Regions from separate parts of the Homo sapiens genome. Here regions 1 and 3 are each linked to region 2. Evidence: chromatin loops called from intact Hi-C (ENCODE). Cell type or tissue: heart left ventricle. All regions are shown on one strand. Each heading gives the region's core, and the rest is flanking DNA. Links, peaks and the distances in the headings are about the cores only. Region 1 has its middle 18 kb from the start of KLF13. Region 2 overlaps OTUD7A (OTU deubiquitinase 7A). Region 3 holds the start of OTUD7A (OTU deubiquitinase 7A).

The links. Hi-C counts contacts between places; a loop is a spot of excess contacts. Peaks named below come from ENCODE experiments on the same cell type or tissue, not always from the same donor. Only the 100,000 strongest peaks of a DNase experiment are listed, where the experiment ranks them.
Region 1: it touches region 2 in a loop (3-fold over the local background); 8 of 110 quality-filtered maps call a loop at or near these places.
Region 3: it touches region 2 in a loop (8-fold over the local background); 4 of 110 quality-filtered maps call a loop at or near these places.

What each region holds. Positions count from the first base shown.
Region 1 is chr15:31,304,572-31,312,208 of GRCh38, forward strand. No RefSeq gene overlaps it. Among named protein-coding and RNA genes, the nearest start is that of KLF13, 18 kb to the right of the region's middle. RefSeq lists enhancers at 1-3,434, 2,202-2,787, 7,629-7,637. In heart left ventricle, for the core only: no CTCF peak of the experiment used is centred there; DNase peaks (open chromatin) are centred at 1,704 and 2,080; H3K27ac peaks cover 1,406 bases.
Region 2 is chr15:31,487,203-31,492,202 of GRCh38, forward strand. It overlaps OTUD7A (OTU deubiquitinase 7A), which reads right to left. Exons shown (of 13, transcript NM_001382637.1): 11 at 250-364; 12 at 1-76. Among named protein-coding and RNA genes, the nearest start is that of KLF13, 160 kb to the left of the region's middle. RefSeq lists an enhancer at 2,613-3,262 and a silencer at 2,768-2,918. In heart left ventricle, for the core only: CTCF peaks have their summits at 1,604 (motif pointing left) and 3,033 (motif pointing left); DNase peaks (open chromatin) are centred at 1,845 and 2,991; H3K27ac peaks cover 308 bases.
Region 3 is chr15:31,862,990-31,870,687 of GRCh38, forward strand. It overlaps OTUD7A (OTU deubiquitinase 7A), which reads right to left and starts at 7,684. Exons shown (of 13, transcript NM_001382637.1): 1 at 7,518-7,684. RefSeq lists silencers at 4,857-5,151, 7,647-7,698. In heart left ventricle, for the core only: a CTCF peak has its summit at 5,048 (motif pointing left); DNase peaks (open chromatin) are centred at 5,012 and 7,172; H3K4me3 peaks cover 1,264 bases; H3K27ac peaks cover 209 bases.

The sequences.
Region 1 (7,637 bases), core at 1-5,000, 180 kb before region 2:
CGGGACAAGGCCAGTGGTCAGGGTGGTGCCTTCCTGGGAAATGGCTCTTTTTTGGAGAGACAGCCATGATAGAATGACTTTGCAAGCTGGAAGGGCTGGGATGGGGCTGGGGTTGGGGTGGAGGTGGGGGCGAGGGTACTTAGAAAGCAATGAACAGCATCTGGTGGGGACTCACACCTGTGTTCACGCAGTGGGCACCTGTGGGCAGCTTGGCCAAATAGCCCCGAGAGACCAAGCAACTTTCCTGCCCAATGAAATGCAATCTGCTTTCTTCCTTTTCTCTAGTCATTATTTATTCATTTGAAAGATGCTTTTATGATAGAAATTCAGGGCTGCACACAGGCGTCTCTAATGAGGGCATTCGGGAGCAGAGAAGGGGACCAGGCATCCCCGCTGGGCGTGCTGGGAGAGGCTAACAGCCTTCACGCTTTGGAGAGCCCTCAGCCTGCTTCAAAGCTCCTAGCCTTTCTCAATTTCTCCTCCAAGGCATCACAGGGCAGCGGTGTGCGGATCAGATCCTACTTTTACAGGTTAGGTGGCTGAGGCCTCCATTCCCCGGGTTACAGAGACACCTGCCCGGAGGGAGCCCTGCTGGTGGCCTGCATCCTCTCCCTGGGTTCTGGCGCAGCTCACAGTCTGAAAATTACAACTCCCTGTTGTTGCTATGGTGACTGGTTGTGTTATTCTAGCCTACAGAGCTGTGTGCTCCACCTTGCCCAAGATGGTCTGTTTTTGCAGGAGAAAGTCTCTATCTCCAAGTCTCTCTCTGTGTGTGTGTGTGTGTGTGTGTGTGTGTGTGTGTGTGTGTGTGAGAGAGAGAGAGAGAGAGAGAGAGAAGAAAGGAGAGAGAGAGAAATGGGCACACTGCCCTTCCTGCTGCCCCAACCTTTTCCCTGGGCCCAGTGGACCTTCTGTCCCTGCCCAGCAGGCTGCCTGGGTCCCCAAGATACTGGCCCCATTCCTTTCATAGGACACCGACTCTGGGCCACAGGCACTGGCTGTGCAGGGGTCCTTCCTTTGTGTCTCCTTGTGAGGTCAGATCCCTGTGTCAGTGCACAAAGGGCACCCCGTTCTTGTTTCATTTGCAGACTACTCTGTGACATGGATGGACAGACCATCATCTATTTAACCAGGCTCTCTAGATGGACAGTTGGGCTGTTTCCAATCTCTGGTCATCACAAATCTGTGAAAAATAACCTTGAACATATGTCATTTTGCACATGTGGGAATATGTGTAGAATAAACTCCTAGAAGTAGCATTATTGGGAAATTAGTATCTGCATTTCTAAGTTTGGAAATTTTTGCAAATTGCTGTCCGTTGATATCATCCATTGTGAGCCTAGTACATGCTGAACACTGAACTCAACATTTTATCTGGATTATTTTATTTCGTCTCACCGTGGCCCTAAAATGGAGCTTATTCCGATGCTGGTTTTACAGATAAGCACACAGATGCTCAGAAAAACTCAGCAACATGCCAAATAGCCATCTGGGCTGGTGGGGTGGGGTCGGGATGGACCCTGAGTCTCCAGGCCCCTGTCAGGCCCTTTCCTAAGGGCACACAGGCCCAGCCCTGGGGCACCTGCCCCGCCCAGAGGGCCTGGACCCTTGACCTGTTCTCCAAGCCCCATTCAAGCATGCAAGCCTTGTGCACCAGGAGCCCGCAGACTGGCCCTCCTCACACCAGCCAGGCTCTCCTGGAACCAGTCACCGGCCACCCCATTGGGGCCTTGGGATGCACAGTCCTTCTGCCCCTGAGGCTCTCCCCCATGAGATGCTGTCCTCAGCCGGGCTGGCTGGTCCGAACTTGGGAGCTTGGCTTGCTCGGAGGGGTCTCCTCGCTCAGCCCTCTCCCAGCTCCCCAGTCTCCTTCTTCCAGGCCAGCTGCACACTTTGGGGTGATGTCCTCCAGCCTCTGCATCTTTCCTGGTCAGACTGTGAGTTCTGAGCCTCCGGGCCTGCGTCCCAGGCCCAGCATGATGCTCACCAAGCCGGGTGCAGGAGAGGACAATGGGAGAGGCAGGGCAGGCCCAGGGAAGCTAGGAGCCACCGCCTTTCCCGGGAGGGCCCTGGCTTCCTCTGAATCACAAAGTGGTTAGCATGCAGGGGAGTGCGCCGGTCCCCCGCCTGTATTTGCATGACAAAAGCGCCTGCCCAACGGCTCTCGGTGGCTTTGTTGAGAGCTGCAGCCTCGCTCAGGCTGAGCCTTGGGAATTGTTCCCCGACATTGGTTGTTCCTGGGCTCCACAGCTACCCCGGCCGACAAAAGCCACATTGTGGGGCTGACGGCAGCTGCCAGCACCTGCTCCCTGCACCGCGGCTGCCTCGAGGCTCTGCGCCGCGCCTGATGCCTTTGCTAGGACACAGCCAGGGGCAGACCCCGAGGCCCTGGGCATCATCCAGAACACATTGTGAGGGGTGGGGTGGGTGGTGGGGGAAACTTGCCTGGTTCCCAAAGGGCCTGGGGGGATGGCCTGGGGCTGGCCATGGCGAGGTGAGGACTCCAAGGTCACCAGTGTAGGCTGGAAGAGGGAAGAAAACCACAAACCCCAAGCGTGCGGCGCCCACGCTGCAGCATTGCATTATTTGATGCTTCGCTCACAACAGGTGTTTTTCTTACTCTTCAAATGGGGAAACAGGCTCAGAGAGGTTCACTAGCCAGCCCAGTATCACACAGCAGAGCCGAGGTTTGAAGGTCCCGGCCCCTCGGGGCATGCTTCTCACAGCGGTCCCAGAGTTTCCCCTGGCCCTTTCCCCTTTCCCTTCTGAGCTTCTCAGTCCTTTCTCTCTCTCCTCAATGGCCTTGCCACAGCATCCAGCTGCCTTGGCGGCAAGCACAGTGCCCTCCGCCCTCGCTGCGTCCCTGGGGTGCCTGCCGTCAGTGGCCTCCCCTTCCTTGTGGAGCACTTCCCCCTTCCTCACTGGTCCTGGGGCTGTGTCCATTACATACCACTCCCTTGTGTCTTTTATGGATCCACAAACTCCTGTTAGCCCACCGAGCCCTGTGCACCCCTCCTCTTCCCCAGAAGCTCCTCCTGAGCCCTGCTGCCTTCTCTCCATGCATGGTCCTGTGTCCCGGCTGTGAGCACCTGCATTTTGGCACCTGGTACCTAGCCCAGAAGCTCCACCTCAGTGCCTGCATTCAGCCAGCGCTCATGAAACTAAATTAACTTCACGACTGTATTCCAAATGCAAATGTTGTCGCTACTCTGACTTACAGGAGAAAGTCTTAACTAGTGCTTGCCTCTGGCTCACCTGAAGGGGCTAGGGCCGTGCCAGTCACAGATGCGAAGGCCTCCGCACACCCGCAGGCAGCGGCCTTTCCTGAGGCCTTGACAGAGACAGGAACTGTGTAGGAAAAGCTGTGTTGAAGGCCATCCCCTCCAGAGATCAGAGCAGGGAAGGGGGCCATTACCACTGAGTCACCCTGGGGTGGGAAGGCTGTGCAGCAAACCTGCAAACAGCATGAGGAGAGGAGCCCTGAAAGCCACCGCCTGCTCCTGAGGGACACAGCCCACCTGCAGAGACTCTGGGGGAGGCTCCCTCCTTCTTTCTCCCGGGGATCTCCTGCTGGGACTCCCTGAAGTCCAAAACCAACCAGAGGGAGGTCAAAGGAGTCCATGATGCACCCAGTGGACTGGGGTAGAGGTGTGTCCTCTGAGGAGCCAGGAGCACAGCCCCCAGGGGAAAGGTTGGCCCAGCTGGAGGTGACACTATGACTAGGAAACAGGGCTGTGGGAAGGATCAACATGCAGCAGGTGCAGAAGCCAGAGCTCAGGAGGAGAAAGGCCCAGCAGCCTCAACAAGAAAGGGAGGTGTGGGGAAGACCCCAAGGAGAGGCTGCAGGTGGGCCGGGCCAGCAGGAGAGCTGTGGGCGGGACCTCAGTGTCACAGCCCAGGAGGAGCTGAGCCCTTGCCTGGGCCCCACCCTCCCCTGCCTGCACCCCTGCTGCACAACCATTCAGCTTGTGGGGGAAGACAGAGCCAGCTGCAGGCTGTGGGGAGAAGGACCGGTGCTTGCCCTCCTTTTAGGTCCCAGGGACTCCCCCATCGCACCTGCGAGGAAGCTTTTGGGGGTCAGAGCTGCCTTGATCAAGCTTACAGTGAGCTTGAAAACCCTCGGACACACAGGCTAACAATTCTCACCAGGAAAACCCTGGGACATCTCAGAGAGGCAGAAGGGAGTTGTGGAATTAGAAACATTTCATCCTCTGCTCCCCCACTACTGGGAAAGCAAAAACCCACACCTCAGAGCATGCTCATTTGCTACGTATCCAATTAAACCTTAAAGGGCACTTGGAATTTGAATGAGTTCCCCAAATTGTCCCAAGTTATGCAACTGAGTCAGAATTCAGGGTCTGTAATAAGACCCCGGGGGTGGCCCACACTGGATGGGCTGATCCAATGGATGTGCCCAGCCACTCTCCGGTGCCACCTCCCCTACAAGAGCTGCCAGGTCAGAAACTTGCTTCCCCCATCTCCCCCAGTGCTGGCGGGGACAAGCACCCTGTGGCCAGTAAAGTGAAGCAGAAGTCTTCTGGAAAAGCAGCTTCTTCTTACGGAGGGCACAGGTTGCTGGCTTCTACCAGCCTCCCCGGGCTTCTGACTCCAGCTGCAGACCTGGAGCAGTGACAAGTGTCTCTAGAGCAGAAAGCCAACACTTTAAGGATGGTAGAGGAGCCGGGTCCCTGTGGGCACCCCTGAGCCACTTCCCTGGCCCTGGGAAGGCCCACCTGCCAACCTCTTATGATGGGAGACCCCTGTTTGTTTAACTGGCTGTCAACTGATCTAACAGATCAACAGGCTCCAACATAGGTCCCGGGCGTGGCTTTGTGTGGCCCACTGTGTCTCTTGCAGCAGGTTTCCCTCCTGTGCAGGGGGCCTAATTCCTGCATCATGGAGTGTCTTATCAGCTCAGGAGGCTATTACAAAATAGCACAGACTGGGTGGCTTATTTCTCACTGTTCTGGGGCTGGGAAGTCCAAGATCCAGGCGCCAGCAGCGGGCTTTCTCCCTGGCATGGAGATGGCCGTCTTCCTCCTGTTACCGCACATGGTGGAGATGTTCTCTCTCTCTCTTCTCTCTCCTCCCTCTCTTCTTAAAAAGTCACGAATCCAGCTGGGCACGGTGACTCATGCCTGTAATCCCAGCACTTTGGGAGGCTGAGGCAGGTGGATCACCTGAGGTCAGGAGTTCGAGACCAGCCTGGCCAACATGGCGAAACCCCAACTCTACTAAAATCACAAAAATTAGCCGGGTCTGGTGGTGGGCGTCTGCAATTCCAGCTACTCGGGAGGCTGAGGCAGGAGAATTGCTTGAACACAGGAAGTAGAGGTTTCATTGAGCTATGATTGTGCCACTGCACTCCAGCCTGGGTGATAGAGCAAGACTCCATCTCAAAAAAAAAAAAGGTCACTAATGCTATCCTGAAGACTCCGCACTCATGACCTAATCACCTCCCAAAGGCCACCGTCACACTGGGGGTTGGGGCCTCAACACATAAATTTGGGGATGTGGGGACCAAATTCAATCTGTGGGGATGAGACAGGAGCCTGAGAAGCCTGAGTGCTTGGTGTCATGATGGGTGGACAAATGTAGACGATTTCCTAGTAATCACCAATTTCTTCCAGACATAACCCCCTGCCTTCTGGAGAGCACACTGGGGGAAGACGAGGGGTACTCTTTTTTTGTCTTATCTCTAAGAAAGGATGGGAGGGTGACTGGGTGGGGGCAGGGCTACAGATGGCTGTGAGCCTGAGAACAGCCCCATGGCCTAGGGTCGCTGAGAGTGGGGCTGGAGGTCTGTGGTCCTGGAAGCAAACTTCTTAAAGGGCAGGAAAACCAACGGTGCCTTTGTCAGAGCTTAGCTGTATCTTTACAGACAACGGTGGCAGTGAGAGGATGAAATGTTCTGGTCCCTGCAGCTCCCTTCTCCACCCTCACCGGCACTCTCCCAACACACCCCGAAGAGGTGGGTAGGCTCCAGAAAAGCCCTAACATGGGGTATGACCAGGGTGAGAGTGCAGCATTCTGAAGACAGAGATCTCAGTTTGGTTGATAAAGAAGCAATATTTAAGCCAGGCTCAGTGGCTCACGCCTATAATCCCAACACTCTGGGAGGCCAAGGCAGGCAGATCACTGGAGGTCAGGAGTTTGAGAGCAGCCTGGTCAACATGGTGAAACCCCGTCTCTACTAAAAGTACAAAAATCAGCCAGGCGTGGTGGCAGGCGCCTGTAATCCCAGCTCCTCAGAAGACTGAGGTGGGAGAATTGCTTGAACCTGGGAGGCGGAGGTTGCAGTGAGCCAAGATCACGCCACTGCACTCCAGCCTGGGTGACAGAGTAAGACTCCATCTCAAAAAAAAAAAAAAAAAAAAAAAGGAGCTATTTGGATAGAAAAGAGATTAAGAGTCCATTGCAAAAATGTAAATATGGTCTGCATATTATACAATATTCATAGATTAACAATAAAGTTCTTCAGTCCAATACAGGCTCTGCGGCTATCCAAGAGCAAGTCCTCCTTTTTTGCAAATGTGTAGGGCAAAGTGTTGTGATGTCAGCAGCTGACTTTCAAATCATTTCAAAAAATATAGAGATATAGACAGAGAGATGGAAAGAGAAATACAGTGAACATGGCAATCACTGAAGAGCCGGCGAATCAGAGTAAAGCGTGTTCTTTGCACTACTCTTTTGGCTTCTGGTTGATTTATTATTATTATTATTATTTTGAGACAAAGTCTCCCACTGCTGCCCAGGTTGGAGTGCAGTGGTGTGATCTTGGCTCACTGCAACCCCCACCTCCCAGGTTTAAGCGATTCTCCTGCCTCAGCCTCCTAAGTAGCTGGGATTACAGGCGTGTGCCACCACTCCCGGCTAATTTTGGTATTTTTAGTAGAGACCGGGTTTCACCATGTTGGCCAGGCTGGTCTTGAACTCCTGGCCTCGTGATCCACCTGCCTCGGCCTCCCAAAGTGCTGGGATTACAGGCGTGAGCCACTGCGACCAGCTGAAAATTTTTGAAACAGAATGTTGAGGAGAAAAACAGGAGCTGCTAGGCTCTCTGCTGTATCCCCTGACTTTGAAGGCATGTGTCCTGGACAGTCCTGGCATTCTGGGCACTGCCCTCTCACCCTGCTGCAGCCCCGGGTGGTCGTCTCCTGTGGATCAAGTGCCTTGCAGAGCCCTCTTCAGCACCGAGGAGATATTTATGTGGCAGCCCCATGAGAGGCAGGACGATGCTCCCCACTTTAGGATGAGGGCGCCAGGCATTTGGGGCAGTCCAGCCAGGACTCCAGCCCAGCCTCTGCCCTGCACAGCGCACCTTGGGCAGCCCCTGGGGGCCCCAGAAGCTTCTTGGCTGCAGCTGCGTGCTTCTCACCGTGCTCCCCTGACAGACTGGATCTGAGATCTTCCCCGGGGCAGCCCACTCTGCTGACCAGGGTTGCAAGGTGGCCTGCTGGGAGAACCAATGGCAGAGCCACCAGCTGCCCACCAGATCTCCCCCAATGGGTCTGTCCCTGCAGATTCAGAGAGTCAGCAGAGGGTGCTGAAGCTGAGCCATGAGGCTGCTAGGAGAGGAAGCCCTGGGATGCTAAGAGCCAAAGGGGCAAAGCCAGCAGAGAGGGGCAGCTGCAGCA
Region 2 (5,000 bases), core at 1-5,000:
GGAGGGGATCCGGATCCACGTCACGTTCATGTAGCTGTGCAGAAGGTTCAGCTTGGCTTCTAGCGACAGGATAAGGCTGGCAAGAGAAGAATATCCTATTGAAATGGTCTGAGCTGGCCCTTATAGCACCCAGTCCACTTGCATGCCAGCTGTCCCAGGAGGAGCAGGGGTGGTACATTCCCTCCCCAGGATGCCCCAGCCATAGCCCTCCCTGTGGGCGCTGGGGAAAGGGACAGAGTAGGATCTTACTGGGCCAGCCGGGCGTTATCGTTGTCGTCTTTCCCCCACTCCCAGTCCTTGCCAGGGTCCACTGCAAAGTGCAGAGGCAGCAGCTTGTGCTCAGAATCCGTCAGGGGGATCACGGCTGGAACAGAAGAGACAGAGCCGTGCTTGGAGCCCCGGCAGTCCCCAGGCAGGATGGCAAGGAAATTCCCAAGCCAGGTATCTGGGTGACAAATGCACCGAGTGGACATCTACACAGATCTGTGCCAGCAGGAGCATGAAGACCAAAACCACTATTGCTAGTTTTTAAAATTTCGTATTTATTGCGGACAGTGGAGAGCAGTTGGAAGCGTCACCTGGACCCTGGCTCTCTTTGGGTCTGTCCAATGGCAGATACTCCATTGGGCAGCAGAATGGGAAAAAAGCTATTGCTGCCTCTGCTATTTCTAGGAAGGATCTAGGCAGGTTAGGCACACTTTGGGAGGCCACCTTGCAGGTGGGCCTGGGGCTCAGCTCTCCTGTCTCGTCCCAGAGAAGGGCCGAATGTGCAAGTCAGGTGAGCAAGGGTGTTGCTGACCTCTACTGGTTTGTAATTTTGTGCCACAAGTCTGTATCAGTGCCTGGGACCCATGGACCCACCCGCCCCTGCCCGTGGGAAGCTCACCTGTGCTGGGGACAGATAAGCAGGTTAACAAACATCTCATAATGTCAGGTGGTGATGAGCCCTGGAAGGGTAAACACCAGGCAGAAGGCAGTGATGGTGAAGCCTTTTTCGGATGGGGTCAGGGGGTCCTTTTGAGGAGGTCACATGTAGGTGGAGATTGCAGTGATGAGCCACTGGCTGGTCATTTCTCAGAGGGATTGACTCATCACAAAACTTCTGTGGTGAAACTCACCACCCGTGGGAAATCCTGGCTCACTCCAGAAGGGCTAGGGTGGAGGGGGTATCTACAGGTTTGGGATCTTCTAGGAGCTTCTGAGCTGCTGGGGGACCTGATGAGAGGAGTGCCTAGTGACACGGTTGACTCCTCCCAAGGGCATTGTCAGGGACAAGGGCAGGAGGAACTGGGAGATGGTCTCCCCAAGTCTTTCCTCGCAACAAGCAGCAGCCTCCTCCATGGGCTCCACTTAGCTCCCCTGCAGGCCCCACACCTGGGAGTCACACACAGCAGAGAAGCACAGCCACCTTGGACCAGCTGCTTTGCCTCTTTGCTGGTGCCCATGGTTCATGGCAAGGGTGCCATGGCAAGAACAAAAAGGCAAGGAAATAGATCAAATCGAAGACTGAACACCAATAGTTGATTTGGTAAGAAATTGGAAAAACTGACTCAATGCTGCCCTCCAGTGTTGCTTAAGAGGAAAAGTGGGTGCAAATAATTCCCCTCTCCACCCCCGCACCTCTTCTTCTCCAGCTTCCCCAAGCTGCCAATAAGGGAAATGCAGCTTTGCTGACCAATGACCAGCTCCGGGCTTTTCATTAATCTGGCTTGGGATTGGAAAGTGCAGTGCTCTGATTTGAGAGGTCAGGGGTGGCTTGGCCTGGCTTTGCTGCAGCCTGCTGGGTTCTGCCTTGACGTGGCCACCCTTTCCAGATCTGAGCTGCAGGGCAGACACACCCAGGGAGGGCTGCAGGGCTGGCTCAGGGACAGGTCTCCCTTGGGTGGTGCCCAGCAGCCTGTCCCATAGTTCTATGAGTCACTACACAAACAGAGAAGGGGTTAGCCTCGCTTCTTACTCATGGGGCAGGGGGTGGCACAGGCTCTCCCCATCCACAATGTTTCCCAGAATAGAGCAGTGCAGCTCCTGGGAGTTCCAAGCCCCCATGAATGGATGGGCCAAACCAAAGTGTCCAGGAAAGGGACTCAAAAAGCAACATTTTAAATAAGCATCTCCTGTGGCTTTTAAAATCAAGCAAATTCAGGAAATATTGTTCTAGAACAAGAATAATCTGTTAGAAGCAGTTCCTGTGGGTGCAACTTGGACATTTTGGGTCTGGCTGTCCACCCGCTTCCCAGGGTAGAATTGCTGTTGGAGAACATCAGCCCAGCCACCACTCCATGTCTTAGCCACCCCGGCCCCAGGATTTAGGGGGAACAGGCACCTAGTGGCATCCATGGTCTGTGGGCAGAAGCAATGTGGGAAGTGCTGGGTGATGTGCTCAGGCATGGGGGTGTCTCTCCCCACTCCCCTTCCATGGTGCCTGCAGAAGACAGCAGATCTCCACTGAAGAGCTGCCTGACAATTGAGAACACTCCTTTTAGATTTCCACTGTGTTAAGTCACTGTGATTTTGGTTTGTTTGTTTCAGATAAACCACCTAAGCTAAGACGGCACCCCAGACAGTCACCCTCACTTCCCTATCATGGGGTTCCTGGGGACTCCTCCCCTCAACAGCAGGGCTGGAATGGACTCCTTGGGCTGCCCAGGGCTCCAGTGCACGGTGGGAATACCCCTGAAGGGGCTAGTGCCTGTCCACCTAGAAGGGTCCAGCAGCCTTGCGGCCTAGATCTGGCTGGGGTGAAGGGCCAGGTACTGAGAGGCTCTACGGACATGCCTGCTCACAACTGAAGACACCGAGGGGCTCAAAGGAAGGCTTTTCTGCAGAGGGTCAACTGCGGCCTGTGGTGAGGGCTGGGGCTGCAGAGCCCAGGGACAGTTCCGGCCAGGAGGCCATGAAAACAGGTCCTCCTCGTGAGCAGCGGCTGCTCAGGATGCCTCTGCTTCTCAACTGTACACCCTGACATTTCCCTATTGGAAACCTGGCTTTACCAGTGAGGAGCAGCCATGCAGCGGCTTGCCCTCTGGTGGTAAATGTCTAGAACAGCAACTGCTTTTCAAAATGAGCCTAAAAAGGCCGGAAAGGTGTTTTGTTTTTGTTTTTGAAAGGCCTCTTGTATGTCTTTTAGCCTGGAAACATATAGGCATCATCTCATGCTAGCCTGAATATATTCTGAGTACTTATTTTCTAAAAAAAAATCAAGATTTCTGGTTTTTGTCTCCGATGTGAAAAGCTGGAAGAGCATTGTTCCACCATGAAAACATTCCAGTCAAACTGCAAATTCACAACTTATCTTTAACCCACCAGACAGCTGAAGTCACAGGGAAACCGACTTATCCAATATCTAAGGAAAGACAGGTGCCTCCAAGGAGAGACAGACATGAGCTTAAGAAGGGCCAATTCAGCTGGACCCCAGTAAGAATCATTCAGCTAAAATGGTTAAATTGGTAAAGGAACAGTATCAGCTAGTGAAATAATATGGAACCCTGGGGGCTGAAGATATAAAGGAAATTCACATGCACCTGCAGGCTCCTCTCCACAGGACCTACCTGGTTCTCCCAAAAAAGACTGGCAGGAGTTCTAAGAGAGTGTCTCCATAGATATTTCCATCCTACCTCTACCAAGGAATAAAAGCTTAAACTGCAGAGTGTAGGGCAACAAACACTGGGTGCACTAAGGGTCATCTTCTGTTACTCTGATTAAGCATCTGTCTTAGGCAGGCACTGTATCCCTGGATCTGGGGATGGGGGTGACCTTCCTGGGCTATCATAACTAGACTGGTCCAAACCTAGACTCTGAAAACCTAGCAAAAGGAAAGGCATGCTTCTTTCCAGGAATAAAAGTGATTTACTGCAGTCTTTACTGTCCTACTCAAGATGCCTGGCTTTCAGCAACGACAACAAAAAACCTATGAGGCGAAAGGAAAGATAAAAAAAAAAACCCAACACATTGATAAAAGACAAAGCAGTTTATAGAACAAGACTCAGATATGACACAGGTGTTGAAACTATCAGACAAGGAATTAAAAATAACTGATTAATAAGTTAAGGACTAATAGAAAAGCCAGATACCATGCAAGATTTGATGGTTAATTTCAGCATACAGAACAAATCTATGAGAAAGAAATGAAAATGCTAGAAATGAAAAACACCATAATAGAGGTGAAGAATGATTTTGAGGGGCTGGTCAGTTGACTTGATATAGCTGAGCAAAGAATCTGATCTGTAAACCTCAAGATAGGTTACTAGAAATGACACAAACTGAAACAGAAAAAAAGGAGGTGGGAAACTGAACACAGCATCTAAGAGCTGTGTGACAATATCAGCACCTTAAGTTCTGTGTAAATGAAATCCCAGAAGAGGGAAAGAACAATGCAAAATAAAATTTTAAAGAAATAATGGCTAAGAATTTTTCAAAATTAATGACAACCATCAACACAGATCTAAGAAACTAAGAGAACATCAAGAAGAAAAAGTAACACCACCACAAATATTCCTATAATAGCCTCTTAACACTTCTGAAACCCAAAGACAAAAAGAAAGTCTTGAAGGCAGCCAGAGAAAAAAGAGGATACATTATACAGAGAAAAACAAAGGTACAAATTACAACAGACTTTTCATGGTAAAACAGGTAAGCCAGAAGATAATGGAGTGACATTTTTAAAGTGCTGAAAGAAAAAAAAAAACTGTTAATCTAGAATTCTATACCCAGCCAAAATATCTCTGAAACATGAAGAAGACATAAAGAGTTTTTCAAATAAAAGTGAGCAAATCATTGCCAGCAGACCTGAACTACAGGAGATGTTAAAGTGCAAGAAATATGGTACCAGTAGAAACTTGTATTTACACAATTAAGAGTGATGGAAATGGAATAAATGGATGTGAAAATTCATTTTTTTCTTCTTTTTAATTGCTCTAACAGATAACTGTCTAAAGCAAAGGGCAGCAGTGCATTATGAATTTATAACAGATGTAAAAATAAAATGTCTGATAATAGCAAAG
Region 3 (7,698 bases), core at 2,699-7,698, 380 kb after region 2:
GGAGAAATTGGCCAAAATAAAGGGGTTACAAGGCCCAGGCAAGTCCAAAATCCAGCAGGGCAGTCAAATCTTAAAGCTCCAAAATGATCTCCTTTGACTCCATGTCTCACATCCAGGTCACGCTGATGCTAGAGATGGATGCCCGTGGTCTTGTGCAGCTTCACCCCTGTGGCTGTGCAGGGTACAGCCTCCCTCCTGGCTGCTTTCAGGGGCTGGTGTTGAGTGTCTATGGCTTTTCCAGGTGCACGGTGCAAAGTGTTGGTGGATCTCCATTCTGTGGTCTGGAAGATGGTGGCCCTCTTCTCATAGCTCCACTAGGCAGTGCCCCAGGAGGGACTTGTGTGGGGGCTCTGACCCCACATTTCTCTTCTGCACTGCCATAACAGAAGTTCTCCATGAGGGCCCCACCCCTGCAGCAAACTTTTACCTGGGCATCCAGGCATTTCCATACATCTTCTGAAATCTAGGTGGAGGTTCCCAAACCTTAATTCTTGACTTCTGTGTACCCACAGGCTCAACAGCACCTGGAAGCTGCTAAGGTTTGAGGCTTCCACCCTCTGAAGTCACAGCCTGAGCTCTATGTAGGCCCCTTTTGGCCACGGGTGGAATGGCTGAGACACAGGGCACCAAGTCCCTAGGCTGCACACAGCTCGGGGACCCTGGGCCCAGTCCATGAAACCACTTTTTCCTCCTGGGCCTCCAGACCTGTTCTCCAGAGGGGCTGCCATGAAGGTCTCTGATGTGGCCTGGAGACATTTTCCCCATGGTCTTAGTGTTTAACGTTAGGATCCTTGCTACTTATGCACATTTCTGAAGCTGGCTTGAATTTCTCCTCAAAAAATGGGGTTTTCTTTTCTACTGCATTGTCAGGCTGCAAATTTTCTGAACTTTTATGCTCTCTTTCCCTTTTAAAATGGAATGCTTTTAACAGCACCTAAGTCATCTTTTGAATGTTTTGCTGCTTAGAAGTTTCTTCTGCCAGATACCCTAAATCATCTCTCTTAAGTTCAAAGTTCCACAAATCTCTAGGGCAGAGGCAAAATGCCACCAGTCTCTTCGCTAAAACATAACAAGAGTCACCTTTGCTCCAGTTCCCAACAAGTTCCTCATCTCCATCTGAGACCACCTTGGCCTGGACCTTATTGTCCATATTGCTGTCAGCATTTTTGTCAAAGCCACTCAACAAGTCTCTAGGAGATTCCAAACTTTCCCACATTTTCCTGTCTTATTCTGAGCCCTCCAAACCGTTCCAACCTCTGCCTGTTACCCAGTTCCAAAGTCACTTCCACATTTTCGAGTATCTTTTCAGCAATGCCCCACTCTACTGGTACCAATTTACTGTATTAGTTTGTTTTCACCCTGCTGATAAAGACATATGCGAAACTGGGAACAAAAAGAGGTTTAATTGGACTTACAGTTCCACACGGCTGGGGAGACCTCAGAATTACGGCAGGGAGCGAAAGGCACTTTTTACGTGGTGGTGGCAAGAGAAAAATGAAGAGGGAGCAAAAGCAGAAACCCCTGATAAATGCATCAGATCTTGTGAGACTTATTCACTATCACGAGTATAGCATGAGAAAGACCAGCCCCATGATTCAGTTACCTCCCTCTGGGTCCCTCCCACAACACATGGAAGTTCTGGGAGATACAATTCAAGTTGAGATTTGGGTGGGGATACAGCCAAACTATATCATGGCTAATGACTTTTAACTCCAAGAATCCCCAAGCCACAGAAGCCCCTCCATTCTTTTTACCCACACCTCCTCTTCCTACACACACACACACACACACACACACACACACACAAGTCAAAGCAAGTTCATCTAAGCAATGCCTTGGTTACAAGTGCAAACTATGACTACATCAACTGTCAAAGGATAGAAACTGGGCTGATGGTAAGTGAGACAAATACTGTCTCCAGTTCCTTTTATTGAACAACTTATCAATCTAGAACTTAAGAACCCATGGCATACACTCACTCATCTGCTCCACCCTAAAGCCTACAGGATGGCCCAAGAGATATTCTGCCCTTGTGGCCCCCCCCTGGGGTTGTGCCCAAGGTCACACAACTGGTCATCAAGTCCAAGTGAGCTGGAAGCATGTCTCATTTATTTTTACTGTTCAGTGATGATTCTTTCAAGAGATGGTATATTATTTAACAGACAGTCAAAACAAATACTCCAATTCATACATTTTAAAAAGAAAAAGTTAACTATGTACCTCTTGGATGTCAAACAATTTTTGTAAAAGGCATGAAAAATTATACATGCAAATGTGTTGCCCACACTACAATAACACACGTTGTCTTGAAACCTCAAATCATCATTAGAGGAATTGTGAGGAAATGGGCTGCAACCATGGTATGGTTTTTAGACCCCCAAGATAAAAGGGTATTGCATGGACTTCAGGGATGATGTAAGGTGATCTGGGGAAGGAGGACGTGCTGAGTCCCAGGACACTGTGCATTGTGTGGTCTCTTCTGCAACGAAGACATGACAGGCTAACAGGCTAACCCTAAGCTTACTGTAAAAACTCGGAGAACTTAATTCATAGAAAGTTCCTAAAATGTGAGCGCAGAAATTATTTGGGTAAATTATTTGAAGATGGGTGTGTTAGCCCTGGGGGCATGAAAACTGGGGTCTTCTCAGAGGTAGCAAGGTTCAACCTGTCTGCACCACAGACAGACGTCTGCTCTCACTCCAGGCAGCCACCTCCTCTTGAGTGAGCTCCTAAACCTTTGTCTCAGTAACTGAGAAACTTAATCTAATCTCACAGAGGGATGGGTGTATGGTCTGTTCACACCAATCCCCAGCACCATGTGAAACTTAACAGTAATCTAATAAAACAAATGAAACGCTGAACAGACAAGGAAATGAATTTCCAAGGTCTAATTTTATATTTCATAAAAGTCAATACTGCATCTTACTCATGTGTATTCATTCAGACATCAAATTTCCATTATATTTATAAGGAAAACGAGATTAAGAATAAAATATGCTCAAATAGAAAATATTTCCTTGGAAGGAGAAACGCAAAATACTTCAATCCTACAAAATGAGTTTACTTTAGACTTATCTACTTAACTAAGAGAGATGTATTTAAAACTTGTATTAGCATTAATGTGTATTTGACTTCTCAGAATGTGAGATGCTGTAGAGCAGTAATTGCTAATAGCAAGGACTGGGGTTTTGTGGAATCATGCAATTTTACCAAACAAGGCTTTAGATGCATGGGAGACTAACTCTTTCCCTTTGCCAAGAGGAACCTAGAGCACGACAGGCCAGACCTTGGCCAGCTGTAGCTGCTGCATGGCCCACTCCCTCCCAGTCCTAGTCTATACTCCCCCACTTCCTGGTCCAGAAATGCTGTGTGCAAACCAGCCAGCTAAACACGCCTCCACAACACAGGCAAGTAATAAGGCAGCGTCCGGCCCTTCTCTCCATTTCAGCTTTTTAAAGACTTATTTTTAACCCACTTCTCCCGTCTGTTACTATGAATGATGAAGAACACCATTCCAAAAGTGTGATGAAGGCGGTTCCCCCCTTGTGGCATCTGTGTTAAGGCCATCTTATTCTTGGTCTCACACACAAACTTTTTGGGAGACATGGCAGTCTACCAATAGGCAAATAAAATTCTTTTTCCAAGGTTCAAGGGTAAAATATTTTCACATTAAATACGTTACAAAAAAGAACCAGCATATCTTATTCCCATTTTGTCCTCAAGGATGAACAGCTTCTAAAGGGATTTGGCATCACCTATTTTACATGTAGTGGCGCTTCCCCTTTAACCATTTACAGTGTTCAATCAAGGTGAAGAGCCTGATTCACTAAAGCTGAAAAACATGTTATTCCCATTTGCCCCCTTGAAATCAGTAGTTCAGTTTTCCACACAATTTAAATGGAATGAGAAGCATAAAGAAATGCCCAGTCATAGCACTGGGCTAGTTCTCTAGTAGGGCATCTGTGAAACTTCTTTCCTTTTAAAGTGTGATGTTCCCTTTCGCATGGGGCCTCCATGAGGAACCTCAGTAGGAGAGAGGAGTCTTTGGTCTTCAGTAACACACCCAGATGCTGCAATGACCATCTAAGCATGGGAAACACCCATCCCAACTCACCAAAATAGCCCTGGAGCACAAGCTGGCCTCTCTGAGTTCAGTCCCTGCGAGGAAAAGTCTCCCAGGGAACATGTGGTTGAATAACCTGGCACACACTTAAAATCAGATAAAGCACATTTTAAGTGAAAAAGCACAGTTGCTTTTTCTTGTTTTCATTTTATAGGGAAAAATAAAAGCACAGTAACGAAACGTTTTTCATCAGAGAAATTTTGAGGCCAAGAGCCCTTCCCATCTCATTTAGGCACGTCATGGAAATAAATGTGGCACCATCAGAAGGTCAGAGGCCATGACTTGCACACAGCTTGCTCAGAGCAAAGTGCCCCTTCCCTCCTCCACCAGGCTTGGGGGCCACAGGAATTACTTCCTAAGTGGACATCCGCCACCTATAATTCAGTGCAAGGGGTCAAATAGGCCCCTCTGGGAAGTACTACCACACAGGGTCCCAGGGCCTAAGTCAATCGGGAGTCAAAGCCAGGAGCAAACATCAAGGGTGTGCAGGAGAGGATTTCCACGGGGTTGCCCTGGCTGGCACATTCACGCCATGACCAGGACACCAGCCTGTAGTTCACTGAAGTCAACTTTCTCCTCTCCAAACTAACACTCACTTCCGCAGTCTGAGAAGGCACTCAATCCTGAGACTCAAAGTGTGCTAAGAGCCACCTTCCAAAGACATGGAGCCACTGAAGCAATCTCTGCTAGGGAGGCCTACATTCCAGACTCCACAACCTCTGGTCATTCAAGTATGTGCCCCCAACCCTTCCTTAAGTTTCCATCTCTTGGAAGACAGGCATGCGGGAGCGGAGGGGGAGGGGCGGGGGGCGGGGGCGGAGCACACCGGCGCACACACATGCACCCACCTCAACTTGGAGATCCACTCCCAAGGTGGCTCTGACACAGGCCCGCCAAGCCGCGTTTAGCACGCCCCCTGCTGGCCCACAAGAGCTAATTCAACCTTTCTTCCGTGGGCCTAAGGCATGAATAAATGACCTTAATATCCCAAAGGGAACAGAAAGAAAATCAGGGCAATTTTTACTTCTTAGAAACGGAAGATGTGACAGTGATCTCTTTTGGGAAATCACTGACAACTCCCAAATTTAAGCACTCTAAACATACAAGCGGGATGAAGAGGCTTTAAAGCGGTTGTTTTAAAATGTTTTGGGGAAATAAGTGACCCATACCTAAAGATTTAGTGGAAACACTTCCGTTTGAAGTTTTACTAGTACTACAGCGAGTTAAACCATAAACGTGGTGAATATTTTCACGAGTCTACAGGTGAAAACAAAAAGATGGATACGGGGCCAGATTGATTTCACAGACTCCATTTTCAAAGAGTTTGCAATGCAGACCCTGAAAAACCAATCTTCATACTATTGAGGACATGTTGTAAAGAAGAATCTCTGCCACAACTCAAGAGTTAAGTTCTACAGCAACTACACACAGCGGGAGCAGTGTCATCCAAAAGCAGCTCACTTGGAGCCAGTTTCTCATCTCACTTAGGCACACCATTGGGAATAAATGCGGCACCATCAGGAGGTCAGAGGCCAAGAATTACACACACTTGCTCAGAGAAAGGTGTCCCCTCTCCTTCTCCACCAAGCTTGGGGGCCTCAGGAGTTACTTTCTAAGGGAAAACCTGCCATCTATGATCCAGGCCCAAGTGAGACCCGCACGTGGCAATACTTCGTAAAGCGGCGATTTCCACCCATTATCAGCCTGAACACTAAAGGCCTAAGTAACCACTGTTTTCCCATTCTTTTCACACCAATACAGGGTTCAAGAGATTGAAGTTCCTAACCAGGTCCCAACTTTTGAGTGGCATATGGTATTAAATTCCTTACAGATCCAATAAAATCACACTAACAATTTAAGGCATGCTTATTTTAACCAATTAGGAGGTGTCATTAATTATTAAATACAAAAATGTCAATACTTTTGTCCCTTATTGGATATCCTTTCGATATGATAGGCTTGAGTAGATACTCAGATTGCCTTGGGAACTTGCTTAGTTTTGTTCCCATAAGAATTGGTACTAATGGCACACTCACAATAAAATAATGGAGTGTTGATCCCATTTAGTGGGGAATGTTTATCCAGAACTGAGTGTGCCGTGCAGATCTACCTCTGTTCTCGTGAACCCTCTTTGGGTCTTGAAGAGGCCTTTGAAGCTGGTGGGACACACGGCTGCTGGGAGGACCCTAGTGAACCTGCCTCCCCGCCTTCGCCCAGGGCAGGCTTCTCCGGGCACACCCTGGAGGAGGAGGAGGAGGATGGTGAAGGACACCTGCAGATTTTCCTGAAGCAATTAAGACCTGTAAAGATTTAGGCCCCGCTGTCAACCTTTTCCTGGACACATTATCTGCCTCATCATATTTTTAAAAATTGTTCCTCTTACAGCCCACTTCCATTTACAAAGGTATCACCTGGCGGTAACCATGTGCATGTCATACATGACTTTCCCCTGGATCCTTGTGCTGTGGATGAAGCGTTTCCCTGATCGGGGTCTCACAAGTTTCCCTTCAGCTACTCTTAAATCTATACATTCTCAAGCCAATAGACAGAAATAAAAGTCATTTGCACTTGTGTGAGGTAGCTGAGTTTACAGAGCAGAGGCAAATCCATTTTATTACAGAGATTCTCAAAGGGCTGCAATAGCTTCACCGGGAGGGAGGAGGGTACACTTGAGCGGTTGTGTCCAATGAAGGAAAGTTTTAGTTAATGATGACATCACTGACATCTCCCAAATTTAAAGGAGCACTTAAAGCACCGCAGATGCAATTTTTTCCCCTCCAGTGAGGAGATACTAGGGAAGGCCTCTGGGTTCACAGCCAAATTGCCTTAATGGTTTGCCTGCTGTCCAGCGAGACCCAGCAGAGCGAGCGGGACGGCGGTGCGCCGGGCCGCGGGGACCCACGCAGTCACAGCTCCGGTGCCCGGCGAGCGGCCTCGCGCGCGGCTCGGGGCCGGGCCCTGCCCGGCCGTCTGCAAGAGCCGCGGGACCCCCGACGCGCGCGCACGGACCGAGGGGTCGGTCGCCCCACGCCTGGCATCACGTTCCAGTGCGGACAGCCAAAGGGCTGAGCGGAGGCAGCAGCCCCGACCCAGCGGTAGCGCCGCGCCCTGCCCGAGAGAGGCGCGCCACGCCGGGCCGGAGCCGGTGGCCCGGGAGCCCGCGGGGTCCGGAGCGGAGCCCGCAATGCAGACGCGCCGGCGAGCCCAGCCGGGGCCCGCGCCCCCCGCGTCCCCGCGCCCCGGCCCCGCGGTCGCCCGGCCTCAACGCCCACCTGCCTCGCCACGGAGCTCGGGAAGGAGACGGCGCCGGCCCCGCGCCCGGAGAGCGCACCTGCCTGGTCCGCGGGCCCGGCCCCGCCGCCCGCCGGCAGCACCGCGGCCAGCGCCGTCTTACCTGCCGCGCCGCGCCGCTCCGCTCCGCCAGCCCGCAGCGCCGCAGTCGCCGCTACCCGACTTCCATTTTCTCTCGCTTTAAAGGAAAACCAGATCAGCTGTTTTGCTCCCGCTCGGGCTCCGCGGCCCCCTCCCCAGCTGCCGCTCGCGGTCCCGGTGGCCTCTCCTCCCCCGCCTCCTCC